Linked DNA regions of Mus musculus: region 2 is linked to region 1. The links are chromatin loops, found by intact Hi-C in ENCODE. Cell type or tissue: left cerebral cortex. All regions are shown on one strand. Each heading gives the region's core, and the rest is flanking DNA. Links, peaks and the distances in the headings are about the cores only.

The links. Hi-C counts contacts between places; a loop is a spot of excess contacts. Peaks named below come from ENCODE experiments on the same cell type or tissue, not always from the same donor. Only the 100,000 strongest peaks of a DNase experiment are listed, where the experiment ranks them.
Region 2: it touches region 1 in a loop (2.2-fold over the local background); 5 of 42 quality-filtered maps call a loop at or near these places.

What each region holds. Positions count from the first base shown.
Region 1 is chr7:81,700,537-81,716,382 of GRCm38, reverse strand. Homer2 (homer scaffolding protein 2) reads left to right here and starts at 9,458. Exons shown (of 9, transcript NM_001164086.1): 1 at 9,458-9,624. The coding sequence starts at 9,620. Gm32579 (a long non-coding RNA gene) reads left to right here. Exons shown (of 2, transcript XR_391652.2): 2 at 7,660-8,231. In left cerebral cortex, for the core only: CTCF peaks have their summits at 9,601 and 9,817; DNase peaks (open chromatin) are centred at 9,224, 9,599 and 10,065; H3K4me3 peaks cover 2,219 bases; H3K27ac peaks cover 1,756 bases.
Region 2 is chr7:81,619,822-81,635,667 of GRCm38, reverse strand. Homer2 (homer scaffolding protein 2) reads left to right here. Exons shown (of 9, transcript NM_001164086.1): 4 at 11,324-11,416. Among named protein-coding and RNA genes, the nearest start is that of Gm51279, 14 kb to the right of the region's middle. In left cerebral cortex, for the core only: CTCF peaks have their summits at 7,173 (motif pointing left) and 8,989 (motif pointing right); no DNase peak of the experiment used is centred there.

The DNA of each region.
Region 1 (15,846 bases), core at 4,849-12,848:
TTTCTTCTAGGTTTCTGCTTTGTCTCAGTCTCAGACCATGGCTGCCTCGAGAAGCTATCTGCACACCCCACCCCAACCTGCTTGTTAAAGAATCCATGCCCCTAACCGTAGTGATGGGCTCAGGGATGGGCCTGTCTCCAAGGCAGGCCTGTCAGTCACAGTGACACCCAAATGTAACATTTTGACTTGTATTTCTTGCTAGACTTGAACATGAGACTCAGAAGAGAGCTTATCTGAGTATAGAGCCCAAATAGAGAAAAACAGACAAGCTTAGCCCAGGGGAGGGGTCCTGCTCTTGAGGACCACAGGATAGTGGAGGAGATTCCTCTTCTGAGGTCCAGCATCTCAAGGTTGTGGGTTTGTGAGAGGACCAGTCCCTCTCCCAGCAGATGCAATTTCCTAGCCCTCTTCCTCCGATCACATCTGAACCTCAAGCTGGTGCAGACCCCTTCCCCACTTGCCTGGTTTTGACTGAAGCCCGTGTCTTGTAGGGCTTTCTAGCAAGCTTCACTTGCCTCTAGTCTCTGCCCTTTTAGATCATTCTCTCCACAGATGCCAAGAGGATCTAAGACACAGATTTGAGTATGCTGTCCCCCTACATCAGAACTTACACTGGTATTCCTGCGGCAACCAGTCAAGTTCAAACTTCTCACTTGACTCCCTGGCCACTTCCCACCATCCACCACTGAGCCTGTCCCGTGGGCATATCTGTCATCACTGTATGTGTGTGTCCTTTCCAGTAATGCCCCTGTGTCCCTCTGTGTGTTGGTTTTCCCTCCCAAATATTCTTTAAGACTGTACATTTCTCTCTGCATCCTCTCTCATGCAGAGGAGTATCTCATGGAATTTATTTGTTCTCTTTGGCTGGCTAAGTTGTCTGAGGTCCCAGGCCTGCTCAGAATGGGTGATCAGTAAAGGTTAACCCCCATCAAGAAGTTCAGGAGTTTGCTAGCCTGGATGGACTTGGGAAAGATGCAGGACAGTAGGAACACTGAAGAGTGTTCATAACTCATGTTTCTAAGGAAAAGCACTCAGCTAGTTAGGAAACTGAAGGGTTGGAGGTTGCTCTTTGACCACCATGGAAAGTTCTCTACACTAGTGAGCAAAAGTCTGTGGCAGGAAGCGCCTGAGCTGCTTCCATTAAGGGAATGGCCTCCAGGATTCTCTAGCTGACTCTAGGCAGTTTTAGTTTCTGAGATAGGATCTCATATAGCTCAGCCAGCCTCAATATGGAGTTCAGGATGACCTTGAATTCTTGATCCTCCTGCCTCTACTTCCCAGGTGTTGGGATTACACACAAGTACCAGCTTCCTGTTAAAATGTTGATCATGAAGCCGGGTGTGGTGGCGCATGCCTTTAATCCAAGCACTCTGGAGGCAGAGGCAGGTGGATTTCTGAGTTCAAGGGCAGCCTGGTCTACAAAGTGAGTTCCAGGACAGCCAGGGCTACACAGAGAAACCCTGTCTCAAAAAACCAAAAAAAAAAAAAAAAATGTTGATCATGACCATGTTAACTCAGTCACTAAAAGAACAGAAATGTCACCCTAGTTCTGCCACTAGAGTCAATACAGTATTAATGACTAATTTGTATTGAGGATGTAACACCAGGGACTGATCTAGTCACTTTCCAGTCATTATCTCATCTCCTCTTCCTGATGTCCAATGAAATAGCCCCACTTCAGAGATGAGAGAGGTGAGGCCAAGGGAAGACCTTGTCCAAGGTCACAGGGATGGCCAATGTCTGAGCCAGGACTCAATGTTGTGCTAGGTGTGATACCCATCCTTCCACGCAGTCCCTGCGGTCCCCTGCTGTGAAGCCGTTGCCCTGTCCATAGGACCGTCATCATAGAGCAGCTGTAACCAGGATTATTTCCTGAACTTCATATCTTTAAACACATTGTACATCTCGGTAAGTCCTGTTGACTTAGTTCTCTAGTTTGTGATCCATCCTTCACCCCTGGATAGAGGATGGGGCAGAGCCTCTTTAACTGGTCTCTCAGCTTTTCCTCTTTTGTTTTCTAAGCCAACCTTCAGTGACTCCCTTTTTAGTATATTTTATTTATTTTTTTTGAGAATTTCATACATATACACAATGTGCTTCAGTTATCCACCTCCCTTCCAACTCTGTCTAAGACTCTCAATCTCCCTCCCAACTTCCTGCCTTTTTTTTTTTTCTTACTGAGTCCACTTAGTGCTGCCTGTATTCACAAAGGCAAAGGGTGTCCATCTACTAGACTCTGGTCACTAGATCATGGACAAACAGCCAGGGACCCCATCTCTGAGGAAATCTGACGCTCCACCCCCCAAAAGCTTGATCCCTTCTTGTTCCTTCTCCCAGGAGACAGAGTGACCTTTTAACAATGAAGACCAGATCATGGCATTTCCAGCACATCAGTGGCTTCTCAGTGTGCTTGGATGAATCACAGATTCTCAGCCATGCCCCAGGTCCCGCACACCTCCCTCACCTGTCTGTGCTTTGCTAGACTTCCCTTATTCTAGCCACACTGACTGATCCCCTTCTGGGTTTTCACTCACCTAATTCTATGTCACTCTAGAGCCTTTGCAGTTTTCTCTGCCTGGGACCTCTTGGGCCACACACTTCCTGATTGAAGACTCTTAGTCTTCAAATGTCCTAAATGCCTCTTTAAAGAGGCCATTCCTCACTAACCTAGCTTAGAGCCTTCAGTCACTCAGTCACAACTTTATATCTTAGTGGTCAATTGGTTCGAGCATTCTTTGAAGTCTTCTAGATATGTGGCAGAAGGACTGTGGCCTATTTTCCTGAGCACTGTATCCCTAATACCTCTCATGGTACCAGGTACACAGTAGATGAACAATATTTGTTGAAGGAATGATTGCTTTTCTATTTTTACACATGTGGTCTAATAGCTTTTATAGTAATTAATAATTTTCCATTAATTCATGACTCTAATGGGATATTTATTTCATATGAAATTGAGTGAATTGGACTTTCATGTTTGGAAACAATGTATCAGTCTCTGTATCAGTGACATAGACACCCAGCTCACTAATGATAACATTATATCTATATGCTCCAGCTTAATTTTGCTGTTGAAAGAAAAGATAAATAAATAGATAGATAGATAGATAGATAGATAGATAGATAGATAGATAGATAGATAGATTACAGGTTTCAAATCAATTTAGTAGGCTCTGAGCAGGGCTGCTTTTAGAAATGGCCTAGAATTAAAACTGTCAGAATGTACTTCAGGTAAGAGGAGAAGAATTTTCCTGTATAACTTTTTTCCTTTCAATGTACGTAAAATCATAGAGAGTGCAAGTGTCCAGTTGTAGTAAAATATATTTCTTACCTGGTTTCAGTCTAAAAAACGTTGTTGACTTCAGTGGCTGGATGTAGGAGACATGCAAAAATGTTTAAATGAGCAGATCTTCTTGATAAATCTCTTGTTCTAGTGTGCAGCTGCCTAACATATATGCAGGACTGATTTTGTGTGTGTGTGTGTGTGTGTGTGTGTGTGTGTGAGAGAGAGAGAGAGAGAGAGAGAGAGAGACAGACAGACAGACAGACAGACAGACAGACAGCAGACACAGAGAGACAGACAGAGAGACAGACAGGATGTGTCAAGTTATCATAGTTAGTTCTCTTCTTCTACCATGTTCCAGGGATTGAACTCATGTCCTCAGGAGTGGCAAAAAGTGCCCTTATATGCTGGGCTATCTCATCATCCTATTTATATTTTTAAATAAATATTTTATTTCAGATAATTTTAGACTTTGGCGGAAAGTTTTAAACATAGTATAGAAAGCCAGATGTGGCACATGCACCTTTCATCTCCGTACTTGGGAAGCAGAAACAGACAGATATCCGTGAGTTAGAGACCAGCTTGGTGTACATACTAAGTTCCTGTACAGCCAGAGCTTCATAATGAGATTCTGTTTTAAAAACAAACAAATGAACAAACGAACAAACAAACAAAAATCAGAAATCATATAGAATGTTCCCATAGTCCCTTCTCCCAACCATCCTCTTATATTTATTGTTGTTTTAAGTTTTATTTACCTCTATTTTATATGCATTAGTGTTTTGCCTGCATGCATGTCTTTGTGAGTGTCAGATCTTAGACAGTTTTAAGCTGCTATGGGAGTGCTAGGATTTGAACCCAGGACCTCTGGAATAGCAGTCAGCACCCTTAACCACATTTCTTTAGCCTTTGTTTTTGTTTTTAAGGCAGGGGTTTTACTATTTAGCTCTGGCTGTCTTGAAAAACTTACTGTGTAAGGCTGATCTTGAACTCAAAGATTTGAATGCCTCTGACACCTGAGTGCTTGGATTAAAGGGATAAGGTATTTTGGCTGCCCAGTTTCCCCTTTTAACATCTTATATTACCACGAGACCTTTGTTATTTAAGTAAGGGATCAACAGGGTTACATTATTAACAAACTCTAGATTTGTAAGTTTTAGATTTTTTTTTAAGTTGTATTTATTTTTTGTGGGGGCAGGGAGGCTTGCATGCCTTGGTGTACATGGGAGGTCAGAACACATGTGTAGAGTAAGAGTTCTCTCCTGTTTACGTGTTTTTGGAGACTGAATGTCAGTTTCCAGGTCTGTTTAGCAACCACCTCTACCCAATGAGTCATCTGGACAACTCAAGATTTAATCAGGTTTTCTCCTTTCAGGATCTAATCTAGATACCATATTGGTAGTTGCCACATTCCATAGTCTCCTCTGGTCTTGGTAGCTCTCCCATCTTCTCTTGTACATGATGACCATGACAGCTTTGAGAATTGGCCAGGCATTTACAAACGGTTTCTCACATTAACACTGCCTGTAGTACTTCTCATGAACAGACTGGTGTTATGGATTCGGAGGGAAATACCACATAAGTGAAGGCCCTCTTTGTCATACCCTCTCAAAAGAAGTATATAACGTCCACGAGACATCACTGGTGATAGTAACCTTGGCTAGTCTTGTGGTTAAGACAGCAGCTGCCAGGGGCTTTCACTATCGAGGAACTGTTCCACTTTCCATATCTTATTCTTTGGAATCAAGTCACTAAGTTCTGCCTATCCTTATGTGGAGCATAGGAGATGGTGATGGTAGTTTAAACCATCCTACATATATTTATTTTATACATCTCACCATTGTTGTATATCCTTTTGGGGGGCGGCAGGAGTGAAAGTCTCACTCTTCAGCCCTGATTGGCCTGGATCTTCCTGCCTCTGCCTCTGAGTGGCTGGGATTGCAAGCACATGCCACCATGCCTGGAACATCTGTATCCTTTGACACCGTCTATACCAAGTCAGGTTGGTTTGTTTCTGTTTGTTTAGGGAGAACATCTCACAGCATAGCCCAGACTGACCTTGGACTTGTAGTGATCTTCCTTAGCCTCCTTAGTGCTGGGATTACAGCTGGAATTCTGTCGTTTGGGGCCATGTTCTTCTTAATATTATTTTTTTTGGAAAGACAGGATGCTTTAAGTGAAGCTGGCAAGGTGGCTCAGTGGGTAAAGTTCAATACCCAGAACTCACAGCAGAAGGGAAGGACTTCCTAAAGCTGTCTACACCATGTGCACCATAGCATGAATATCTGCACTTGAACAAAGCATGCACACACAATAAGTACTTCTACTACCGCTACTGCTACTACTACAACTAGTAGTAGTCATAACTTTAAAGATGTCTCAGAGGCTCAACTTACCTTTTTCCTGCCTCGCATCTCCAGAAGCTAGCCCTTGAGAGCAAGAAGCCAGCAAGTTATGGAGTACTACTAGCTTGCTAGGCACAGAGTCTGCATGGTGCTTCTTTGCCCAGGAGTCTCTGGCGAGCTAGTAGGCACGAGGGAGCTGCTCTGTTTCCATTTGTTGTGACACTAGTAGTGGAGCTCAGGGCTTTGGGGATGCAGGCAAGCATGCTGCCACTGAGCTGCAGCCGTCCCTTCATTTCCTTACTTTACTGACTTGGCTATAGCTTGCTGACAAGCTCTTCAAGGTTATCTGATCTGGTCCAGTTAGGACGCAGAATCCTCAGCCCAAGGTCTGTGCCCAGTGATCACCAGATCTGATACCCGCACAGAATGACAAATGTTCTGAGTCCCTGAGCTTATGGTGGTCAGAGTGTGGCCTCCAGCCTTCAGAAGCAGCACTCGCCCTATTTCCAACTACAGCTTTGTCTAACACTCTGTTTTTAAAATTTTTTCCCAACTCCTATGTTTATGGTTTTTTTTTCTTATTACTCTTACAGTTTCCATTCCCTCCATTCCTCCATTCCTCCTGACCTCTCCTCTCCCCGAGAACCACCCTTTCTCCATTTTTCTTCAGAAAAAGAATATCCCTAGGAGTAGGGATATCAACCGAACACAGCAAAGCAAGGTAAAATAGGACTGAGCACAAACCCTTATATCAAGGCTGGATGAGGCAACCCAGTAGGAGGATAAGGGTCCCAAGAGCAGGCAAAAGACACCCCCCCACACACTGTTAGGAGTCCTACAAGAACACCAAGCTACACAATTATAACATATATGCAGAGACCCTAGTTCAGACTCATACAGGATCTGATTGTCCCTTCAGTGTCTGTGAGCTCCATGAACCTTGCTTAGTTGATTCTGTGGGCTGTGTTCTCCTGATATCTTTGACCCTTCTGGCTCCCACAATCCTTTCTCCCTGTCTTCTTATGGGGTTCCCCTGGCTCTGCCTAGTGTTTGGCTGTAATTCTTCTGTTTCTTTTCTTTTCTTTTTCTTTTTTTAAGATTTATTTAGTTTTATGTATGTGAGTACACTGTAGCTGTACTGATGATGGTTGTGAGCCATCATGTGGCTGCTGGAATTTGAATTCAGTTGAGCCTGCTCAACTCTGTATTTATTATTATATCTAAGTACACTGTAGCTGTCTTTAGACAGTACCAGAAGAGTGTGTCAGATCTCATTATCAGATGATTGTAAGCCACCATGTGGTTGCTGAGATTTGAACTCAGGAACGTCAGAAGAGCAGTCAGAGCTCTTAATGGTTGAGCCATCTCTCTAGCCCCAATTCTTCTGTTTCTAATTTTACTTCTCTCCTATCTGTTCTCTCCTGCATGCTCACTAGGTGTCCTTGCTTCCTCAGAGGCTCTCCAGGTAAATCTTGCCCCAGCCTTTCCTGCCTGAGGCAAAACCTCTTCCCTTCTCCAGGACTAGTTCATCTATTAGGCTCAGATCACACTCTCCCCTGTTTTCTCCAAGACCACGGTCTTTCTTTCTCAGCTTTGTCCTCACCACCGGCACCTTTTATACCCAGCTAACTGGCCTATGTAGACTCTCTCTAGCCTGGCCTTAGCCACGGGCACAGAGTCTCTTCCTTTCAGCCTTCTCCATTGTCAACTAGGGTATTGATCACAGGGAGGAGTGATGCTCCACAGTAAGTGTTTGCCAGCAAGACCTCTAACTGGGAAGTGAATGCCCATCTCTTGGGAAGAGTCCAAGATGATGAGAGAGTGCAGTGAAGATGACTCGAGAAAATGAGACGGAGTAGGGAGCCATCAGAGAGAACTGCCCGGGAAGCCTTGGGTTGAAGGAGAGGAGAAGAGTAGCAGAGTCCACTTTCTCCACACCCCTCTTCCTAGAGTAGCTTGGAGAAGGTGAAGAAAGCACATCCCTTCCCAGACCTTGAGTTTGATCCACCCTTCCTCTCTCTCTTCCCTCAGAGCCTTCTACACAGAGGACAGCCAATTTAACCACAGAGCACTGGCTGCGATTCACCACCCCACCTGCTTGGCCTCATTGCATCCTGCCAAGGTGATGTGGGTGCACCCTGTCTATCTGAGGAGCAAAGAGATGGACCTCCCAGCCAGGGCTTGAACACCACTGGGCTCCTTTGCTCAGAGTCTTGTTTTCCATACCCCTAACACACATTTGCTGGCTCCTGCTTTTGATCCTCCTACTTCTGGCTTCTTTCTGGGACTTTACCAGTGACCCCTTCCCTTCAGCACCTTGGCACAGCCCTGGTCTTTGGAATTCAGCTTGTGTTAGAAGAACTTCCTCTGGGGCTGACTGTTCATTAGTCTTGGCTCTAAACAGAGTCACCTGTGTGCACAGATCCTGACCAATTTTGTATAGATAGGGCTTGGTCTGTTTACTTATTCATTCAACAAATATTGGTGGAAGACTTTGAATTCCCATTGTAGGTAGTAGAGGTTACAATTATGGGCAAAAAGCCACATCTTTCTAAGAGTTTGCAGGTGTGTCTGGAATATTAAACCAATAATTTTACACGAGATACTACTAACAGTAAGTGCAAGGAAGAAAAATGGACCGGAACAATGCCATCCACGGCCTTCGGTTAAGCCCCTAAGGGACGCGACAGTGTAACAGTGATCTGAAGCACATGTAGGAATGAAGGGGAAAAAAATCTTCCCAGACAGAAAGAAGAGCACGTGGGTAGGCTGAGAGAATGGCCAGCTGGCTGGAGTGCGGCGAGCAAGGGCAAAGTGAGAGGGCTGGAGGTGGTAGTGGACTGGCCAGGCTCATCCCAAGGACAGTGGGAGGGGAGCCTCAGATCAACTTGTATTTCAGAAATTACTGACCACCGTTTAGAAATGGGGTGGGTGCTCTTGTGAGGTGAAGGAGCTAGGTAGCTAGTCACAGTGGCCTGAAGGGAAATGAGGGCAGGGGCACGGTGGTGGCCCTATTCCAGTTGCTTGTCCTTGCCTTCTCCTCCCAGTCCCTGTCTGTCCAGAGATGCCAGGCTTGTGTGGGCAATGTGTGCTCAGCCGAAGACAATCCCGTGGAAGGCCCAGTGTGGGGTGATGGTTAGGTTGGCTCCAGTGCTGGCCTTTGGTAGGGAATCATAGCCAAGCTTAAGGAAGCCTCTCAAATTTTGCCAACTCGCTATGCTGAGGGTGTGCGTTTCTGTCTTTACCCAGGGAAGAGTTCAGGGAACCTGCTTTGGGCTACAGAATCCTCCTTGCCATCTTACCCTCCAGGATTTTAAGGCCACTCAGCCAGACAGGTGGGCAGGAAGACGAAGGTGGGCATTAAATGGGGTGGGGAGCAAATCGTGGTCCTGCCCATCTCAGACTCTGGAGACGTGAGATCTAATCTGAGACTGTGACCTTGGTCACATCATTTCTCCTCCCTGGGGGGCTTCGGTTCCCTCATCTGCAAACTAAAGGTGGCCAAAAAGTCCCTGCCAGCTGCGACTTCAAGTCCAGCAGGTGGGACATCCCGTCCGAGGCGCGGCGCCAAGCTTGGCAGGGCGCGCGGGTGCGGGGTCGACACAGGAGAGGAGGGGGCTGCTGGAAGAAGCGGCGACTGCGCGGCAGCGCGGGGGACGCTGCACACGCTGCCGCGCCCCCAGCTCCAGGCGGGCGGCGGCGGCCCGGGGGCCACGAGGTTACGTAAGGAGCGGGCGGGAGGGACCGGCGGCTCCGCCCGAGCGCGGCCGCCCAGCCCCCGGCCGCCCAGCCCCCGCCCTCCCGCCCGCCCGCGCCTGGCGGCGGCCCCGACACCGGCAGAGCAGCCGCGCAGCCGGCGGAATGGAACGGCGCCGGGGCTGAGCCGGGCGCACTCGGGCCGCCGCATGTGCCGCGCGGGGAGCAGCTGCCGAGCGGGCGGAGAGCGAACGCCAGGGGCCCCGTCGGAGCGGCCGCACGAGCAGCGCCGGAGATGGGGTGAGTGAGCTCGCGGAGCGCCCGCGAGGGGCTACGGGCCGCCGGTCGCGTGCTGCGGCGGGAGCTCGGGGCGCCCCCGGCCTGGGCGCGGACTTTGCGCCTGGAGCCCACGGCCCTTCCCGTCTCAGCCAGCCGGGCGCGGAGACACCTGGCGGGGACCCGCACCCGGGCTGGTCTCGGCGCCTCGGCCATTCCGCGGTCTCCTTGCCCCTAGCGCGAGCAACTCCAGGGCCTGGGTTTGTGAGTGTGAAAAGCAGTTTGCCTTTCTTCACGGCTGCATTTACAGCCAGCGACATAGAAATCGAAGTTTTCCTGGAAAGGAAACACACCCAATAATAACCCTTCAGCGTAGGAATAGTGGACTTGTAGGCAGCGTTGAGATGCGACAATCTGTTAGGCACCTAGGTGAGGCTCCAGATGCTTGGGAGGGAAGTTGGAGCACTCAGTTGAAGTGACTAATGCTCCTGAGTATATAAAGTAATTTTAAAAGCAGGATTGATTTCTCTTCGGCGTCTCTCCGAGCAGTAGGCGCTGTGAGTCAGGAGCCACTGTGCTAATAACACAGTAACTCTTTACATCTGCTCGCCGATGTGAGCGCACACTCATGGTGTTTCAGTCTCTATGCGAGATATGGTTTGTGTGCTTGCTCTCCACAAGAGGAAACTGAGGCCGGTTTAGTTGGGAGACTTCTCCCAGCTTGAACAGCTGATACATTTGTAAAAGGGGAATACTTAGTGTGTGGTTGCTCACCGGCAGAAGCTAGGCCACTGCCTGACTGGCCATGAGGATGGTTAAGGACATCAGAGGTCTGTCTTCTGCTGCTGAGCCCAGTGTTCTTCAAACAGCCTTTCATGGGGCCCAGAGGCCTCTGCTGTGTAGGTGGTCTAGAGAACTAGCTTCCCTTTGGGGATGGGTGCCATGGGAAGAGTCATGATCGCCCTGGTGGCCCCACCAGCCCCTATGGGGCAGTGGCTTTACTGTGCTTAGCTCCAGACAAGCCTCAGGAGTGGCTTTCTCCGTGGAGCTGGTAGAGTTTTGGAGGGAGCAGAGGCAAGCAAGGTAGAGCTCCGGGTAGGAGAGCAGATGGCTGTGGACGCCAAGATGGAACAAGGGGGACAGAGGGCCCATCGGAAGTTTGCTTAGGAATATTGATGCCTATCCAAGAGACTTATGTTGGACGACTGGGAGGCCAGAGATAGACAGTCATCCTACCCAGAAGGCAGATTTTTGTAACATTTTCAGCCATCTCTCAGCAGATATGAAAGAACTCATCTTTGAGCAGAAGGAATCTTTGAGACGCTCAGGTTTCATAGTTAAAAAACAAAAGCTTTGGGAAGGAGTTGGCACACGTGGAAGGTAAAAGGACCTGGTGATTTTAACTCTTCCTCTGCCCCTCCCCCTCGGGTGACACAAAACCAGTGAGCCTACTTGCAAATCAGAAACAAATACTGAAACTCTGGGGTTAAAATAGGTCTGTGGGAATGAAAACATTTACTCATAAAAGCTCAAAGAAAATTCCAGAAAATAATTTTTGTTTGTGTAAAAGCAGGGAGGAGTAGCTTGGGCATTTTGTTTAAACGCAGCACATGTCTTTCATGTCATTTTAACATCACTCAATAAATGGGTATTACTCACTTCTTGTAGCGAATGGCTGGTTTGTAGCTCTTACCTCTCCCTGCCATTTTACCATATATTTTCTTCTGTAGTTTATGTGACTGTACAAGCCATGGTTATAAACTGAGATGGGGCTAAAGGCTGGATAAATAGTTTAGACGGAGGAGGTGGATGGAGGGAGCCATTTTAATAAAAGATAGAACCACTGCCATCCTTTCTGGGAGTTGTACAGGATGAGCATGGGAGGGAAGCACCAACAAGAAGCAGCCTGTGGCAGACCTGGCTAGAGTTTTGTCAGACCTCCTCAGGGCTCTGCAGTGTAGACAGATGAGACATGGGTTTAAGGAAATAAAAACCAACTGCCTGAGTGGTTTCCTTTCTTTGGTGAGGCTCTATTCCCCCTTAGGTGTCTACTGCCCTTTTCCTTCTGCGAAGTGTTCTGCATTAAGTATGTGCTATCTCCAGTGTTTGCTCCCGTTCCCTCCCTGAGGCAGCTGTTTTCAACTGGCTCCTTTCAGATGTTGCTCGCCCTTTTTGTCCATGCTTCTGGCTCCTCTTTCTTGGACCAAGTGGCAGTTACAGACCAAAGGAACCTCTCCCTCCATCTTCCTGCCCTTCCTACAGCAAGAAGGAAGCTTATAGTAAGAATTTTGGTTTCTTTACAAAACACAGAAATATTGTAAGAATGTTTTCGTTTTAATCCCAGGTGTGGGATACGGGGCTCCTTCAGACTGTCCACAGCAGCTGATTGTGATTTGCCTTGTCCTCTGGCAGGGGTGTGATTTTGCCTGCAGTAGATAGTCTCTGCGATTGTCTGACTATTGGCATTTTGGGGACTTTTCAGAGGGTATAAATGCTAGAGCCCCAAGAGGGTGTGGGTTGTTGGTTGGTAGCAGGTTGTTAAGTAGTCATGTGCAAAGAAGAAACATCAAGAGGAAATTAGATATTCTGGTGGTGAAGATCAAACTTGCCCCCAAGGAACTTGATGTCCCTAACCATTAGGAAATAGTCTAACAATAATGTTACCCGCTTTCCCCTCCATCCTTTTTTCTCTCCTATCTAGTGTTAGGAGGTTGAAAGGTGGAAAAAGAATGGAGAAGGATGGAAGAAAGAAGAACCCACAAAGTAGCCAAAGTCGGATATATTAGCTGTTACTCTTTCCTGCCTGTTTGTTGATGGCCCGACAGCTCTCTACTGATGTAGACTCTGCCCAGACCCTTTCACCTTCTGGGAAGATTGCTTTCTTTCTTTCTTATCTTCCCCTCAGCATCAGGTCAGAAGCACACTCTAGCTCGGCACTGTCCCATAGAACTCTCTGCAGCACTGGGAATGTGCTGTAGCCTTAAGGTCAGTTATCAGCCACTTGAGGCTACGGGGCACTTTAATGCACCTACTGTGACTCAGGGTGTGACTTGAGTAGCAGCGTGTAGCTAGTGGCTGTTCCGCTTCCTGATCCTGCATACCTGTCCTGCTTCTGGTCCATCTCCTTGTCCCTCTGACAACATCTCACAGATAGTGCATTTGTCCTCCATACTCTAGTCTGGCCTCTGCCTTCACCCCAGCATAGTAGCTTCTAGATGCCAGCCCCTCTCTTCTCCCACCCCTCCTCGGTGTTCCTCACTGGAGGCCTGCCCTTCTCCTTGCGAGCTCCCCTCTTAGCCCCTCTCAGCTCCTCTGACATCACACCCATCTGCCTTTCCTTTCCCTTGGTTCTGAGGCTCAGTGTTCCCACTGGTTGCTCCATTGTCTGACTCCCAGTGGTGGCTATGCTCAGGAGCTGCTCCTGGTCCCCTTTCTGGGTCACCACTCTTTTTCCAGGTCATGTTATCCAATTCCTCAACTTACCCTCATCACCAACAGGGCTTTAAACATCACTGCCTATATATCATCAACCCTACATTTTTATTTCTGAGAAAGGCCTGTGCTTCTAGTTCGTCCATCTCTGGGGTTCTTGCTGTTGCTGCCGGAGTTCACCTTCCCTCTGTCATCCCACCCAGTCAGTGGCCCCACTGCCCTTCTGATAATTTGCCAAGAGTCATACCTGGTTCTCCCCACCTCCCTACCCACCTCCACCCCCTCCCGCCTCCCCAATCCCATATCTAGGCTGTCATTGGCCCTGTGAGTTCTACTTCTCAAATAGGTCTGGAGCATGCTCACTCCACACAGTAACCACAGTGCTGGCTCTAGTCCTGCCCATCACTGCCTTCCTCTTGGAAAAATAAACTTTTCAACCCACCCCCAGCTTCCACACTGGGTTACTGCCAGTCTAGTCTTTTCCTAGGAGCCAAGTGACTAGCTTTTAAGATTGCAAATCAGATCTTGTCACTCTCCTGTCTCAACACTCTTCATGGGACAAAGGCTCGGGCTTCTTTCTACCTTATCTCCAGTGTCACCAGTCACTCTGCAGGGCCACCTACCACATTCTGAAGATTCCTGGCCTCCTTTATGGAGGACCCCTTCGTCCCACCTCTCCCCACCTTTCCTAAGGTCCACTTTCTTCCTTTCTACATCAGTACAAGAGCACATCCTAGCTCAGCACTATCTGATAGAATTCTCTGCAGTACTGGGAATGTGTTCATCCATATTCCTGGGGCCTTGGATGCCTGAAATCCTTGTACCCTGGCTTTGCAGACATCTTCTGCCCTCCTTCATACACTGACATCAGGATCAGTCTTTCCGGCCACCACCCCAAGAGGACTGCTTCCCAGGACTCTCAGAGCCCCGCCTGTGTAGACTGCAGGCCCTTGCCATAGCACAGCTGTGATTACCTGGGCTTTGTTGACTTGTTTATACTCCATCATCCTTAACTATTCCAGGAAGATGGGACCCACCTTTTCACCATTGCACCCCAACTCGTGGCACAGTTTCCTCACAGGCCTGCCATACATATTTTCTGATTGGGTTACTATCTGCATGGTGGGAGCCTTGCTCAGGTGCCAGGAGGAAAAGGGTGATGTTTTTTGGACCTTCTATATGATTTCCTTAAGTGGGGAGTCACAGGGCCAAGAGAGAGGGATGGTTTGGATGCAGTTTTGTTTTAATGCTAAGCCATTTGGTTTTTATTGTGATGTGAGTTAATTTTTCAGGCCAGGTGCTGTCACCGATCTATAAATCATCTTGCCATCTATAAAAGGCCAACAGAAAAGGCAGCCTATTGGCTGTTGCAACTTTAGCTGATTTTTGTCGGTGTTCACAAATAAGGTCTACTGTTTCACTGGCCGCCTGCATTTCGCACTTGCTTGCTTTGTTCAGCCACGGGTTACTCGCAGTGGACGGATGCCACTGTCACTGGATCCGGCTGGCTGCCTCTCGTCTGTGATCTATACTGCTTAACTCTTCGGATGTGCTTTCCCACCTCGGAACCACACTGTGCTCTTTGACAAGTTATGGACCTTTACGTTGGGTTCTGAGTTACCATAGAGTCCGTCAGGGACTGGGGAGTCAGCTCACTGGTTAAGAGCCCCGGCTGCTCTTCCAGAGAACACAGGTTTAATTCCTAGTGCCCACATGGTGGCTCACATTCGTCAGCCCTGGGGGATCAACCGGCCTCTTCTAGCCCCTGTGGGCACCAGGCACACACTGGTGTGTAGATGCACATGCAGACAAAACATCCATTGCATAAAACTAAATTTAAAGATGCTTTAAAATAAGCTTACTTTCTCCTGGCCCAGTGTTTTGTTTGTTTGTTTTTTTTTGTTTGTTTTTTGTTTGTTTGTTGTTGTTCAACTTCACTAAACTTAGTTTGAACCCTTCATCTGTGAGACATCTGTCCAGTGCTGTTGGGGACCCAGAGATGAGCAGAGCCACTAGTTAATTCCTGCTTTTGTGGGGTTTTATATATATTAAAAAGGAGACAAGCCACGTATGCTGGTGCTTGCTTTGTGCTTAACTGCTGTGAGAGTAAACAAAATGTTGTGGTTGAAGGGTATAAAGGTGATGGGGGGGTCCATACATTTGGGGAAATTGGGGAATATGTCTCGCTGGAGAGGTACCAAAAGACTCTAGTTCATTTAAATAGCAATCTCCTTCAGTATCTGTATTGGGAAAAGGCAGAGAGTTTGGAAGGAACTAGATGCCAAATGCATAGATATCAGCCAAATAAGTAATCAGGTATGGACAAATATTCTTTGGGTTGTTTTTGTTTTATTTATAAAATCCCGCTTATTAGACACCCTCAAAAGTAAGGGAATGGGTTCAAAGATGCTGTGGCAGAAGAGATTCTAAATAACCAGTAGGAAGGCCTCGTTGAGAAGGGGGCTTACAGACCCAACGGAAGCAAAGCAAGCCCCAGAGGGAGCAGAGGGACGAGTATTCTTGGTGGAGTCGACAGCAAGTGCAAAGGCTCTGAGACAGGGGCATGCCCAGCATGTTATCAATCAGTGAAGAAGTCCAGGGGTCGATCAAGGCGAGAGGAAGAGTGATGAAGAGGTGAAGAGTCAGCAGGTAGCAGGGGCTGGACCAAGTGTCTGGAGTCACTTCTATTTTGGGAAATACCATCATGCATGCTGGAAGCCTCTTGCCGTTCTTAACCTTGAGGGTAATTAGGACTGGGTTGAGGTCCCATCTGTAGCTTGTGTACAATCCCCTGCAGAAGGGCTTGGAGCAGGG
Region 2 (15,846 bases), core at 5,103-13,102, 81 kb after region 1:
TCCCACAGTCTTTACATATTCTTAAAATTTCAATCTCTTTAAAATATCCATCTCTTTTAAAAATCCAAAGTCTTTTTACAATTAAAAGTCTCTTAACTGTGGGCTCCACTAAAATAGTTTCTTCCTTCAAGAGGAAAAATATCAGGGCACAGTCACAATCAAAAGCAAAAATCAATCTCCAACCATCCAATGTCTGGGATCCAACTCACGATCTTCTGGACTCCTCCAAGGGCTTGGGTCACTTCTCCAGCCATGCCCTTTGTAGCACATGTGTCGTCCTCTAGGTTCCAGATGCCTGTACTCCACTGCTACTGCTGCTCTTGGTGGTCATCTCACGGTACTGGCATCTCTAAAACACTGCATGACCCCTTCAGTCCTGGGCCGTCAATTGCAACTGAGGCTGCACCTTCACCAATGGCCTTCCATGGCCTCTCACAGTGCCGAGCCTCAGCTGCTCTGTGTGACCCCTTCATGCCTTCAAAACCAGTACCACCTGGGTGACCCTTACACATTACCAAGTCCCACTGCAGCAGGAGTACAACCTTGGCTATCTCTGGAACACAGCCTCTTTGTGCTTTCAGAAAACACTTCCCAGAAGATGTCACCTCAACGATGCTGGTCTCTTCTTAATACCGCTAATTTCTTAGCTCCAGCTAACCAGCATCAATAGTCCCAGTAATGAAAAGTTTTTGCTTTAGTAGTTCTGGTATCTTGTTAATCACAGCTGATTCTTCAGCCCCAGCTAACCAGAACTACAGAATCTTCACAATCAAAACAGCAATGGCCCTGAAAAGAGTCTTTAATCTTCCCTCTGAAATTTCACAACCCAGGCCTCCATCCTCTGCACTGTTCTCAACATTATCTTCCAAGCTCCTACAAAACATTCGACAGAGCTCTTAACACTGAATGGATCTTCTGGCCCAAAATTCCAAAGTCCTTCCACAGTCCTCCCCAAAACATGGCCAGGCTGTCACAGGAATACCCCACTCCTGGTACCAATTTGTCTTAGTCAGGGTTTCTATTCCTGCACAAACATCATGACCAAGAAGCAAGTTGGGGAGGAAAGGGTTTATTCGGCTTACAATTCCATACTGCTGTTTATCACCAAGGAAGTCAGGACTGGAACTCAAGCAGGTCAGGAAGCAGGAGCTGATGCAGAGGCAATGGAGGGATATTCTTTACTGGCTTGCTTCCCCTGGCTTGCTCAGCCTGCTCTCTTATAGAACCAAGACTGCCAGCCCAGAGATGGTCCCACCCACAAGGGGCCTTTCCCCCTTGATCACTAATTGAGAAAATGCCTGACAGTTGTATCTCATGGAGGCATTTCCTCAAATGAAGCTCCTTACTCTGTGATAACTCCAGCTGTGTCAAGTTGACTCAAAACTAGCCAATACAGTACCTCTGTGCAAGTCTGTTGTCTGGCCACTACAGAGTTCAGAAACACAGGGCAAGAAGTGGAAGTGCTGAGGTCAGGTATAGTTAGACTGTGAAATGTCTCCCAGAGGCTCATGGCTTTGGTCCTGGTGATGCTGTTTGGGAAGGTTATAGGATCCTCAGCATGCATGCGGGGCCTCAATGGAGGAGGTGGCTCTGTAGGAACCAGACTTGACATTTAATAGCTTGGCCTCACTTCCTGTCCACTCTTGGTGTGGCCATTTTTTACCTCCCACTACCCTGCCTTCCCAACTGTGGTGAACCACACCCCTTATTAAGCTATAACCCCTCCCACCCTTAAGTTTGTTCTTGGCCGGTATCTGGTCACAGCAGGAAAAGAGTAAGTTACCGGGCTATTGGTTATCATGAGAGGACTCTTCTCCTAAACCCTGTCCCACTATGCTTCACTTGTGTACTGTGACTCTGGAAGCAGGGTAGGGGTGGGGCAGGGCAGAGGTGGGGAGGTCCTCTCATAGGGAGAAGTATATCAGAGCTCAGCCAACCTGCTGCAGCTTGATGAAGCCTTCCAGGACCTGAAGAGGATCCTCTGGCCAACAGACTCAAGCTTCTCCGTATTTGCAGTCTCCACAGACTTCCTAGGTCTTCAGCAGTGTGATGTAAATAAGACACTTGACCAGTGAGTCTCACCTATGGCTCACGACCCCTCTGGAGGCGAAGGATCCTTTCGCTGTGTCATCTGTGCGTCAGATGTTTACAATTCATAACAGTAGCAAAAATCACAGTTATGAAGTAGCAATGAAGAACGTTTTATGGTTGGGGGGGTCACCACAACATGAGGAACTATACAAAGGGGGTCTCAACATTAGAAAGGTTGGGCAGCCTTGCTCTAGATCAAGGTGTGAGGGGGGCTGGCAGATACCTGGCCATCTCAGAAGCACGATTCCCGGTGAAGTTCTACTATGTCTATGGAGAAAGGGCCCCATGTGACCAGCTTCTACAGGGAGCTAGCTGTTCACTCTGCTCTGTGATGCCCATTGCTGTACCATTAATAGCTGGGCACTCTGTGACGTCAGATGTCAGGATGTCTATGGAGAGCAGGTGTGTCTTTCGTAGACCATGTGGGGCCTTTTCTTCTGGCACCGTGGTCAGTTCATCCATAGGTCTTTTGGTTGTAAGGAGGTTGGGTGGGGGCCCCACAGAGCCCTTCCTGCTGCCTGGCTCAGAAAGACTTGTCTTCTGAAGAGGGGGATTTCTGAGGGGCATTCATGAGGAATAAGACTATTTTTTTAGGGAGTGGTTAAACTTGTGACCCACAACATTGTTTGTTCCCAAATGTCTTGTGTCACTAATTGTTTCTTCCCTTCCCGTACACCTCTGGCCTTGCCGATTTTCCCAGGTCTAGTGTGGATGGCCACTTTTCTTGTACTCTTGGGTCGGTCGGGTTCCCAAGGCAAGCGTCCAGGTGTCCCATTGCCATTCCAATAGCAGGAAGCAGCAGTCCCAGCGCCAGCACTGGCACCATGCTGTGTGCTGTAGAGGGGAGCCACAGACTGTTACCAAGTCTTCCCTGAGTTGGTGTGACTGCTAGAAGCCAGCTTTTGGAAGGTCTTGTAGAGCATGCTGGGATTTCTGAATTTTATCTTGTGACCTTAGAAGGATTTTAACCCAGTAGTAAAGTAACCAGATTTGCATTTCAGATAGGCATATTTTATTTTATTTTATTTTCCTGGAAATAAAGTCAGATTCAGTTCAGGGTAGCCCTGAGGATGATTTGTAGAAGAGATAGAGAATTTTAAAGAATTTTTTTTTTTAAATGGCAGAACTTTGGCAGATGAGTGAGGGAGCCCAAGCCCCAGGGATGATGGCGGTGGGGTGGAGGCAACCTCTTCTGAAGTGGGGGAGAGAGGGCAGATGCAGAGCCTTGGTGGCAGAAAGGACCAGCGTGCACTGTGATGGTGGCTGAGACCTCCTGTGTCTGCAGTGGAGCAGGGGCTTGTGTGGTTTCCAGCCCCATGAGCTGTGGGGTAGGGAGAGGAGACCCTGGAGATTTCCCCATCTTACCTAGCACTTAGGCCCACCCATTCATTCTTCAGCCTGCATAGTTGGCCCTGTAGGCTCAGGCTGCTGGGCAAGCATCGGGTCCTGCCCAGCTCAGCTCAGGCTTCTGCCTCTGTCTGTCCAGGCCCAGAAGTTCCCAGGAGCCAAGGGTAGTTTGAGAGAGGCACTCAGCTTCCTGGTACAATCCTTTCATTCTGTAGAGCAAAGGTAGTGAGGACGGGTGAAGGAGACGCTTCCACGGGAAAGAATCAAAGGACAACTCCAAACAGAAACTAGAACAAACTGTGAATGTTCCTGCCTTGGGACCTGAAAAGACCTTGATCTGAGCTACTTCCAGTTTCTCCCAGATGAAGAAAATGTCCTGTTATTAAGGAGGAGTGTCCCTTCTTCCTGAGTCCCCAGTCTCTGACAATACTGATGTCTCTGCTCTGTGACTATGACCTGCCATCATCACAGAGATTTCTGAGACACGCTCTCAAGTATGTCCTTTATCCAAAAATACTTCAAATCAGCTTTTCCTTTTTCTTTGAAGGGAGCGATTAACCACACACTGATAAATTGCCATGAACTGAGGCTAGCAGCCTCAACAAGGGGCAATTAACTAGCACAGAGGGAACCGGGCCTGAAGGTTCCTAAGCTCGTGCGCTGAAGGGCAGCTGTGACTGGGTATTTCTGACTTCTCAGTGCACCCACCCACAGCCTACAGCAGGATCGGTAATCAGACATTGTGGGCTGGAGAGAGAAACACCAGCGTGGACATTTTCACTTAAGAACACTTCATATGTGCTTCTCTCTCCAACCCCCAGAAGGAAAATAGATACCTTGTTCTTCGCAGCTTTCATTAGAAGGACCACTCCAGAACTACAGCCCAGGAAGTATGGCACCGAGTCCTTCTGCTTCTTAGACAGGCTTTCCAAAAATAAGAAAAGTTATATATTCCTGGAATCGAATGGGGATCTGTGTGTCCACCCACTAGGGAAGACACAGTTCCTCGGCGTCCTGAGGAATGGTGGAAAGAAACGGGCTTGCTCTGGTAAGATGCGGTTCTGGAAGGAAAAAAAAACCTAGCAGAGGTAGAACCAGGTAGCAGGGCGATCGAGGCGGTCATTAAAGTTCATCGTTCCGGCATCTGACCGCACATTCCTACTGTTCTGAGTTTTCTCCCTTCTCACTCACCGCAGACAGAGGAAACAGGTTCTTAATTAAGGGAATGGCCCAGAATAGAATCTCCACCGCCCTGTGGTGGATGCAGCGCAACCCCATCTGCATATGTGGCAGATGCTTTCAGCTTCCACAATTCAATCTGGGGTGTAGTGCTTACCTTAACTGTCAACTTGACAGTTGTAGAACCACCTGAGAAAGGATCTCAATGAGGAATTGTCTACCTTGGGTTGGCCTGTGCGTATCTCTGTAGATAATTGCCTTTGTTAATTAATACAAGGAGACCCAATCCACTGTGGGCGATACCATTCCCTAGGCAGGGGATCCCTGATATGATGTGAGAGTGAGGCATTTGAGCTGAGCACAAGGAAGCGAACACACATTCGTTTCTCTTTGCTCTTGACTGTGGATAGAATCAACTATTTCAATTGTGAGCTAAAGTAAGCCTTTTCTCTCATAAGTTGGTGTTTTGTTTTGTTTTTTGTTTTTTCTACCTCCAAGGGCAAGCCTAGGTACCCACATGGTGTAAGGAGAGAACTCCTGCGAGGTGTCCTCTGACCCTACATGCCTGCCATGGTATATGTGTACACCCGCAATAAATAAATAATAAATAATAACCCATAACCTGCTGCATGTCCCTCACATTCCCTTATTCACTGTGATCATAAGAGCAGCACCTCTATCCTGTCTCTCCAGTCACCTAGTGTAAGGGCCAGTTTTCTACCTGCAGCCATTAGGCATTCTCTTGATATGTTTTAGTTAGAGTGCTTGTGGCTGCAAGTAACACAAAATATGACTACGGTGCTTAAACGGATACCATTAATCTTACTGTGCAAAGTTTCTTTCGCTGGCACTGTGTGGTGATTTGAATAAGAACAGCCCTCATACTCTCATGTATTTGAATGCCGAGTCATCAGAGAGGGGCACTATTTGAGGAGGATTAGAAAGATCAGGGGGTGTGGCCTTGTTAGAGGAAGTGTGTCACTGGGGGTGGGCTTGGAGGTTTCAAAAGCCCACACCAGGCCCAACACCGCTCTCTGCCTATGGATCAGGATGTGACTCTCAGCTACTGTTCCAGCTCCATGCATGCCATGTGCTCCCTGCCACGAGGACAGTAAACTAACCCTCAACAGCTGCAAGCAAGCTCCCAACTAAATACTTTCTTCTTTAAGTGTTGTCTTGGTCAGGGTGTCTCTTCACAGCAATATGACAATGACTAAAACAGAGGTGTGTGTGTGTGTGTGTGTGTGTGTGTGTGTGTGTGTGTGTAAGAGAGACAGAGAGACAGACAGAGAGACAGAGAGACAGAGAGAGAACGCATAGATAGCCCAGGCTGGCCTCAAGTTTGTCATCCTCTTGCCTTTGACCTCTGAGTGCTAGGATTGCAGATGTACATCACTAGCTATAGCTGCTGTATTGATAAGAGACGGTGGTGGAGGCAAGAGTGGAAGTGTGACCCATTAGGGATTGATAGTACAAGCCCAGGTCAGAGATGACAGTGGCCTGGATCAGGACAGCAGTGACAGCATCACAAACTGGCCAGATTGGAAATATGTTGTGACGGAGGACCAAGCTAACGCTTCCTTCCAGGAGCTTTGCCTTGGTCTCGGTGCCTCCTCGCAGCAGCAGAACAGAGCCTGAGACACCCTGCTTCCGCTCTGAGAGATTGGTGCCTTTTCTTTTGTTTGTTTTTCCTTTTTTTTTTTTGGTCTTTCTTCTCAAGCTCTAGCCATCCTGCATCCATGGAAGCAAGCAGGAGGCAGAGGTGGGCCAGCACTTTTCTGAATAAAAAACAAACCAGTGCTAGACATCTTCTTTGGCTCTCTTGCAAGCCCTGGGTGCCCAGCCTTTCATTCCAAAACAAACAGAATAAAGAATAAAGTCGGTTGCCATGATGAACCTGACCAACCCCATCACTCCTCACCATTCCAGACAACGGTGAGATTCCGTTAAGCTAGTAGAAAAGAAAGCACTCAGGTTTTAATAGATAAGCAACAGAGTTCAGATCTTCAGGAGCCACCTCACCCCCAAATAGCCACACAAGAGGTCAAGCATTCTTGCTTTTCATAAATGATGACAGTTTTGATTAAAATGATTGTAACTTTAGAAACTTTATAAAATGACCTCAGAATTAAAAACAACAACAACATACCAAAAATACTTGGCAATATATTTCAGAAAACCCTGTATTAAATGTTCTTCTATCTGTAAGTCTCACTTAGGAAACTGTAAGGAAATATTGGTGGCATGGTGTAGCTACTACAGGGATATTCTTGCCCGGTCAAAGTAAGAAGCAAACAAGCAAACATAAGGAACCTGGTTAACGGGACGAGGTGACGCACGTCTTTAATCCCAGCGCTCGGGATGCAGAGGCAGACAGATCTCTGTGAGTTCCACGTTAGTCAAGGCTATATAGTGAGACCCCATATTTAAAAAATAAAAAGAAGGGCTCAGCCGTTAAGAGCACTGACTGCTCTTCCAAAGGTCCTGAGTTCAAATCCCAGCAATCACTTGGTGGCTCACAACCATCCATAAGGAGATCTGATGCCCTCTTCTGGAGTGTCTGAAGACAGCTACAGTGTACTTACACATAATAAATAAATAAATTTTAAAAAATAAAAAGAAAGAAAGGAAAAAGAAAATTGATTAAATAGCCTCGTGCGTCCTTCAGGATAATATTGTGCGGCGCTGAAGATAATCTAGTAGAAGGTCATACAAATGCTTGAAGTATTAATGCCATATTATTAATTTCAGAATTGGCTATGAGGTGAGATCTGCAGTGTCATTTAAAAGAAGTGATGAATGCATGTATACATATAGAAATATGTCAGAACTTTATTGGCTAGAGCTCTTCTTTAGGTGATGAAACCGTAGGTTTTAAAAGCATCCTTTTCTGGGGCTACTGAGATGGCTCAGCAGGTAAGGCGCTTGCCCACGCATATCCTCCTGAGTTTGATCCCCGAGACCCATGTCAAAGTGCAGAGAGAAACTGCCACAGGCTATCCTCCAACAGACACAATAATAGCAAAAAATTAAAACAGTATTTTTCTATGCTTGCACACATATATGCTTTTTAATATAATAAGGTAGAAATATTAGAAGGCTTTAGACCCAGAGGTGGTCTCCACTGGATGATAACTTCCTGGGTCTTCCGCTCCTGCCTCGGCTCTCCCGGTAGCGTTCTCCCGGCCTGCTCACGGGCTTTGGATCACATCCAGGTTTTCATTATTGTGGATAATTCTGGGATTATGATCACTGCATTGAAGGCCCCCTTTTTTCATATCCTCAATTATTTTCTCTGTGGTTTCCCGGGAGCTCTATCACTGTGTCGGTAGGTATGAGTATTTTTGTCACTCACAATATGTACTTCCAAATTGCTTCTCAGTGGGGCTGTACCAAAACACGGACCAAGACCAGAACGAACTTGCCAGCACCCGGGTTTAGGATTGTGTTTAGCCTGTGCTAATTTTACAGGCAAAGAATGGCACCTCATTATTTTTGCTTCAAATTTCCAGCCAGGCTGTACAACCCTAGTTATATGCTGTTTATTTGCTGTATTTTGCTCATGAATCTCACCACTTATTTATTGGCATTTTTTATATTTTCCTTTTCATCGTGTGTGAACTCTGTCAAGCAGTAATGGTCCTTTTTTGTGTTATCCTCTCCCGGCTGAGGACAGTTCCCTGGCTGCTGTTTCCCTTCTGAGTGGGGATTTGCTTTTTGTTTGTTTGTTTCTTTTGTTTTGTTTTTTGTCTTTGTTTTTTGTTTTTTCTCCATTTAAAAGCTTTGAATTATTGCATCTTCAAACCTGTCACTTCTATGACTTTCTTTCATGTCTTCCAAGCTGTGGATTGATAAATGCTTGATTCTGATTGCACCCAGGACTGATTTCCAAAGTTGGTCTTTTTCATAACTGCCTTTTAATTCATCAGGGGCTCGGCACACTTGCCTCCTACTCACTGTGGCTGAATAACTTCTACATTCACCGGCTGTTTGCCTTCTGCCCTGAGCTCAGTTTCCTTTAGTTGACAAGACATAGTTCTCAGGGCTCATTCCGCTCTGTCCTGTATCAACTGGTAATGTATAGGTTTTGTTTGTTTAGGTTTTTGTTGTTGTTGTTGGTTTTGCTGCTGTTGTTTTCTGGGGAGTTGTTTTTGCTTTTTGAGATAGAGTCTCACACTATAGTCCAGGCTTAGAATTCATTGTGTAGCCAAGGCTTGGTGGCTTTCAACTCTGAGTAGTCCTCCTGCCTCAGCTTCTCAAGTGCTGAGATTATGGCATGAGCCACCGTGCTCAGCTTATAAAACATTTTAAATGAGCATTTCCTGAAACTGTATCTGAGACACTATATGCATGCAGTACCTGAAGAGGCCAGAAGAGGGCACCAGAACACCCAGAACTGGAGTTGTGAACTCCCTTGTGGCTGCTGGGAACCAAAGCCCTGCAGTCTACAAGGTCACTAAGTGCTCTCAAAGCTAAGCCATCTCTGGCCGCACTCTTCTTTCTTGTTACTTTAAAGCTTTTCTTTCCCCCTGAAATTTCCTTTTTACTTTGTGTCTGTTTGAATATGAGCAAAATCCTTTACAGACTTAGAGTTCCGGAGCTCACAGCATGCCTGTGCCTGTTCTCTGCCCGGGGCAGGGTGTCGGAGTTTTCCAGGAGAGGCAGGGCCTCTCCCCATCGTGGTCCCTCTAAGAGGGAGTGGCATTATCCATCCGTCCCCAATTAGTCTCATGTGCCTAAGCAGCAGAGATGGTTTTCCTCTGACAGCTTTGGAGTGGTCAGGTTTGAAGCCTTGTGTCTGTGGCTTGGTTAGTGGGTCTGTGGAGGGAGGGGGGCGGGGTGCAGCACAGGCTGGAATAGGAAGTGTGCCCTTTTCTCCTCATATGGGGTTCTGTCTGCTGGGGTCCAGAAAGCAGGCTCAGAGGAGAGAGCCTGTGTTCACACATAAATGAGCATATAACAGAGCCTCCAGAATTGTCAGGGTCTGGCAGCCTGCTGGCTTTTCCTGTTTCTCATTGTTGCCATTTTAGCCTTCTTAGATATACAATACCAGCATTATCTTTAAGTAATTCAATGGTCTAATGGTATACTGCTAATTAAACTCTTGCCTGTCAGTGACTCTGAGCCAGTAACTGGTGTGATTACCCTGTGACTTTAGGATTTTAAAAAAGATTCTCTGAGCGCTTACTTTAGATTATGTGTATGTGTGTGTCTGTGTGGGGAGGGTTATGTACTTAAGTGCAGTGCACAGAGATTCCAGAAAAAGGAGTTAGGTCTACTGGAGCTGAAGTTACAGGTGGTTGTGAGCCATCTGACCTGGGAACGAGGAACCAAATTCAGGCCCTCTACAAGAGCGCTGTGTTCTCTTAACTATTGAGCCCTCTCCCTAATCCTGACTTTAGGATTTTTAAGTTATAGAAATATAGGGCTGGAGAGATGGCTCAGTGTTTAAGAGCACTGACTGCTCTTCTAGGGGTCCTGAGTTCAATTCCCAGCAACCCCATGGTGGCTCACAACCATCTGTAATGGGACTTGATGCCCTCTTCTGGTGTGTCTGAAAACAGCAACAGTGTACTCACATACATAAAACAAATAAATAAATAAATCCTTTTAGAAATATAGCAATATTAAAACATTTTAAAAATAGAGAACGTAGGATAATAAACTGTGTATCAGCCAGATGTCTGTTAATTGTGTTGGTTGGTTTTCTCGTTGCTGTGACAAATGCAACCTAAAGAAGGGTTTCTTTTGGCTCCTGCTTTGAAGGTGTAGTCCCTCGGGGTAAGGAAGACAGGAAGTGGCTGGCTTGGTCCCACTGCGTCTGTAGACAAGAAGCAGGGAGATGAACGCTGGCCCTCAGCTCTTATTGCCTCCCCTTAGCATCCCCAGATCTCAGCCCATAGGATTGGGTCTACGCTCAGGGTGTGTCCTCCTCCTGTATGCTCAGAGTGTGTCCTCCTTGGTAACACCTCTTTGGAAGACTATAAAGAAGTGCGCCTCCAAGGTGATTGCAAATCTAATCAAGCTGACTGCGAAGATTAACCACCACTTTAACATTTTATCATGCTTCGCCTTTCTTGCTGAAGCATTTCAGAGTAAATTGTGTGATAATTAAAGATCTAATCATAGGCTGTTTATGGCATTTTGCTGTCTGGTACCTAAAGCCTTCCCCCTAACATTTTAGGTGTCTGTTCTTTTGTTGCTACTGCTGTTCTGCCGTGGTGGTGGCGGCGTCAGTGTGACGGGGCCTCATTGTTCATAAAGCAGGCTGCCCTACACCTCTTTTTGTGGCATGAGCTGGCTTTGAACTTTCAATTCTCTCAGCGCAGCCTCCCAAGTTCTGGAGTTGCAGGTGTGCACATGGCAGCCGGCAGCTGGCCTTCTTTCCCTTTCCCCTGGCATGGCTTCCTCCTGTGATGTCTTTGTCTTAGTTACTGTGAATCAGAGGATTTTAAATTCGTGCTTCCTCTCAGTTACTGCATCCAGCTAGCCACAGGAACTCTGAGACTGGTTCCAGTCTGACCATGATCGGTGGTGTTTATTGGAAAAAGGAATTTCTTATCTTATTTCCTTTGAATGGCAGAATTTTTCTGCCATTTGTACAGAATTTATAGGCTTAACGTGGATACAAAATAATAAAGGTAGGTACTGGATATGGCCACGAATAAGATTAAAGTAAGTCCTAATAACTGTTCCATATGTTCAGTTTGCAGAGAAGTTCCAGGAGGTAAGAGAAGCTGCCAGGCTAGCCAGAGACAAGTCCCAGGAGAAAACCGAGACCTCCAGCAATCATTCCCAAGTAAGTAAGTCATTTGTCCCCGAGATGCATCTGAGTGTGATCAGTAATTGAGATTCCTTACTCCTTGTCACTTCTGGCAAGAAATGGGTAATTTTAGCAGCAGGATATTCTGAAGGAATTTTTTTTCTTTCAACTATTAGCCTGCTCTCGGTGAGATACAAGTGACATGTGTTCATGAGACTTGGAATGTCTCAGGTGTGGTACTGTATTTTTGAGGAAAGCCACTGATGCAATCGGAGTCACCTGGTCCTGGCCCATGAAGAACTTCTGCAGTCACTGTGTTTAAAGGTCAGGGTGTGGCTTTGTGGCACAGCACTCACTTAGCCTGCTCAAGGCCAGGATTTGGTATGGGGCTTGGTTAGCGCACAAAGTTTGCGGTAAGACATATCATGCTCCATCAGGGTTGGTGATTTCTTGAACTCTAGCAGCCTGGAGGACAGGCAGTGTTTACATGTGTGTTCACGGATCATTTGGAAGTCCGTAGCAGGATGTTCCTGCTCACTAGGGAAATGTTTGTTACGGGAGAGCTCCAAGCCTCTCCCTGTCTGAACAGAAGGCAGATAGAGGATGGTGTCCCCTCAGTTCTAAGTCTGAGAGATCCTGCTTTGCCAGGGTTTGAGTAGTCTGTCTGTCTGTCTGCTTAAAAGCATGACAATGATGGCTATAAAGGACCCATTTTTAACCTGAAATAAAAAGAAAAAGGCACCAGCATACCTGATGTCTTTGTTGATAAGAAAAGGCTTAATCATCGTGGAGGTAGGAATGGGGACGGACAGGGGACTCCAGGAGCAGGACTGGGATTTGGTCGAGAATGATGGTTGAGCCAAACAGCCTGGATGTCTGTCTGTCCTGCATACCTGTGCATCAGGGATGGAGATAAGTCTGGAGACACTGTGAGGTCTGGGAGTCTTCGTTATTTATCATCCAGCTCATTAACCAGGCGGTCAGTAGCCTTCGGAGTTATTATAGGACATGAGTAAGAGGTGTAGGTACTGAGGAAGGACGTGTCCCATAAGGCTGCAGGGGCTGGGGGTGGGGAGGATAGCTTAGCCTGGGTTGCTGTGTCAGAAAGAGGTCAGCTCCAATGAGAGAACCAGGAAGACTGGGTATCTGAAACAGTCATGTCCGACACTCAGGACTGGGCTCAGCAGGGGCCCCCGGGAAGGAGAAACCCCAGTGTGACACCCAGAGGCGGAGCAGAGTCACAGAGGGTGCCAGCCACCGGGACCTGCATTTGCCAGCAGACTTGGAGGCTGGGATGATTGGCACAGGCAGACCTAGGTCTCTAGACTTATACACCCACTGGGCTTGCCATAGAGAATCCAGGAGGAGCTATAGATTGAATATATGCTAGGCTTCTGGTGGATGGGAACTTTAACTACTCCCTGATCCAAGTGACAGCTTGATTTACTGTGATAATTATTGAGTAATCACATGAGATCTTGAAATGGAAATGTGGGTAGGAACTCATTTTTTTTTTCATTTTTAAAAAATCTGCTGTATGTTTGTGTGTGTGTGTGTGTGTGTGTGTGTGTGTGTGTGTGTGTGTGTGTGTCTGCATGTCATGTACTGGGGACGGTGCCTGAGGAGGCCAATAGCCTCAGGTCCCCTGGGGCTGGAATTGCAGGCTGTGATAAATCACCTGATAGAAATCACAGATGCTAGCAATTGAACCGGGCTCCTCTGGGAGAGGAATATGCATGCTTTGTCGTTGTTGTTGTTTATTTTTTTGTTCTTGGGACAAGGTTTCTCTGTGTAGCCCTGGTTGTCCTGGAACTTGCTATGTAGACCAGGCTGGCCTTGAACTCTGAGATCCCCTGCCTCTGCCCCCTGAGAGCTAGGGCTAAAGGCCTGCTGTACCACTGTCTGGCTGTAATAGGCACTCTTAACCACTGAGTAATCTCTCCAGCCCGCACCCCATAATGGGCATTTTTAAACGGTCGATTCACTCTGCAGAAATGGTTCCTGACAAAGAGAGTTCTAATACACTGCCTTTTCCTGAGTACCACATTTTGTTTGTGATAGCTTTATACTTTTTTTTTTTTTTTTTTTTTTTTTTTTTTTTTGGTTTTTCGAGACAGGGTTTCTCTGTATAGCCCTGGCTGTCCTGGAACTCACTTTGTAGACCAGGCTGGCCTTGAACTCAGAAATCTGCCTGCCTCTGCCTCCCGAGTGCTGGGATTAAAGGCGTGTGCCACCACGCCCAGCTAGATATCTTTATACTTAAATACCTTCATTTATCTAGAAAGTTTTGCTTTATTATTTTTATATTTTTTATTAGGTATTTTCCTCATTTACATTTCTAATGCTATCCCAAAAGTCCCCCATACCCTCCCCCCCACTCCCCTACCCACCCACTCCCACTTTTTGGCCCTGGCGTTCCCCTGTACTGGGGCATATAAAGTTTGCATGACCAATGGGCCTCTCTTTCCAGTGATGGCCGACTAGGCCATCTTTTGATACATATGCAGCTAGAGCCAAGAGCTCCGGGGTACTGGTTAGTTCATAATGTTGTTCCACCTACAGGGTTGCAGATCTCTTTAGCTCCTTGGGTACTTTCTCTTCTAGCTCCTCCATTGGGGTCCCTGTGACCCATCCAATAGCTGACTGTGAGCATCTACTTCTGTGTTTGCTAGGCCCCGGCGTAGTCTCGAAAGTTTTGCTTTATGATTATCTTGTTGGATAAGCGTACCTAAGACATTAGAAACGAGGTTTTGTCTCCTAGGCTTTAGTATATACTCTGACGTGTGAGTGTGTTTTCCTTTTCCTGAACCATCCATCCACTGAGTCTTTCCAATGAATGAACACTCTGACCACCTTTTCCAAATAGTTGAAAATCTGAAAACCTAAACACCCAAATTACAAAAACACTTATTGTAGGTTGTGTGTGTGTGAGAGAGAGACAGAGAGACAGAGAGAGGGAATAAAAGAAATACAACATAGCAGACTGGAAAGAAAGAAAGAAAGAAAGAGAGAGAGAGAGAGAGAGAGAGAGAGAGAGAGAGAGAGAAAGAGAAAGAGAGAGAGAGAGAGAGAGAAAGAAAGAAGAAAGACAGACAGACAGACAGACCCACCTGCCTTTTGGCTAGGATGCAGCCAAATATTGCCTGACAAGCACAAGGCCCTGGGTTCAAGCCCCGGGGCTGGAAACCAAGCACAGAATACATTCCATATCAACCACGAGATGGGCTGGTAGTTTGTTACATATGTCAGGTACTTTTTTATTATTACTCCTTTTAACCTTTTAAGAAAATATTTTGAGAGTTGTGACCATTTCCTCCTGGTTTCCAGTATTCCCTTTCAAACCTGCTATAAACTAGAATATGCCCAAGTAATATTCCAGTTTCACCAAGGCTCATTCCTTTGACTCCTTACCGTTTGAGATGGCTGTGTCTTTTCTACTTTTTTTCACTGACATAAATACCATGGTAATGAGTGTTCCTGCCCATCTTTGAGCATTGATTGCTTCTCTGCAGGATAAATTCTGGAAATGGAAACATGGTTGAGGTGTGGGCATTTAAAGTGCTGAGGTGCTCTGTGCTCTTAGCCCACAGCGATGTTCAATGCCGACTCCCACCAGCAGTGAGTAAGGGCTTTGCTTCCCACAGCTCACTAAGAAAATTTGTTGGTTTGACAGATGAAAAGTGTGTCTTCATTGGATCTTCCCATTTTTAGTGACATTAAATGGTTTTCTTTTCTTTCTTTCTTTCTTTCTTTTTTTTTTTTTTTTTTTTTTTGGTGTTTTGAGACAGGGTTTCTCTGTATAGCCCTGACTGTCCTGGAACTCACTCTGTAGACCAGGCTAGCCTCAAACTCAGAAATCCACCTGCCTCATGCCTCCCGAGTGCTGGGATTAAAGGCGTGCGCCACCACGCCCGGCCGACATTAAATGTTTTTATGCTAATTGATTATGTACATTTCTTCTTTTGTAGTTATCAATAGTCTTTCTTTACTTTTTGAAAGAGTAAAATATTCATATGTTGATTTCTAAGGGCTTTACAAGTTTTAATATAGTATTAACTATATAATAATATTTTTATTAATTCTTGGAGAATTTCACACAATGTATGCCTCCCATGTCCACCCCACCTCCCCTTCCAACTTCTGTTCTTTTCTTTTCTTCCTTTCTTCCTCCCCCCACCCCACCAAGTTTGGTCCATGCTGCCGTTAGACTCTTGGGTGTGAGACTGTGCACAGGAGCATGGCTGACCCACCAGGGACTAAGAATTGAGTCTTCCTCTCCCAGAAGGCATCAGCTCTCAGTAGCTCTTCAGTTAGGGGTGACAGCTCTTGAGCCCCACCCTCCATGCTAGAATATTCCTGGCTGAACCATGTGCAAGGCTTGTCCAGGCAGCCTCAGCTGTTGGCTTTGCATACTTTCTAATATGTGAAAAATTTAAACATATACTATATAATTATAGAATAGACTA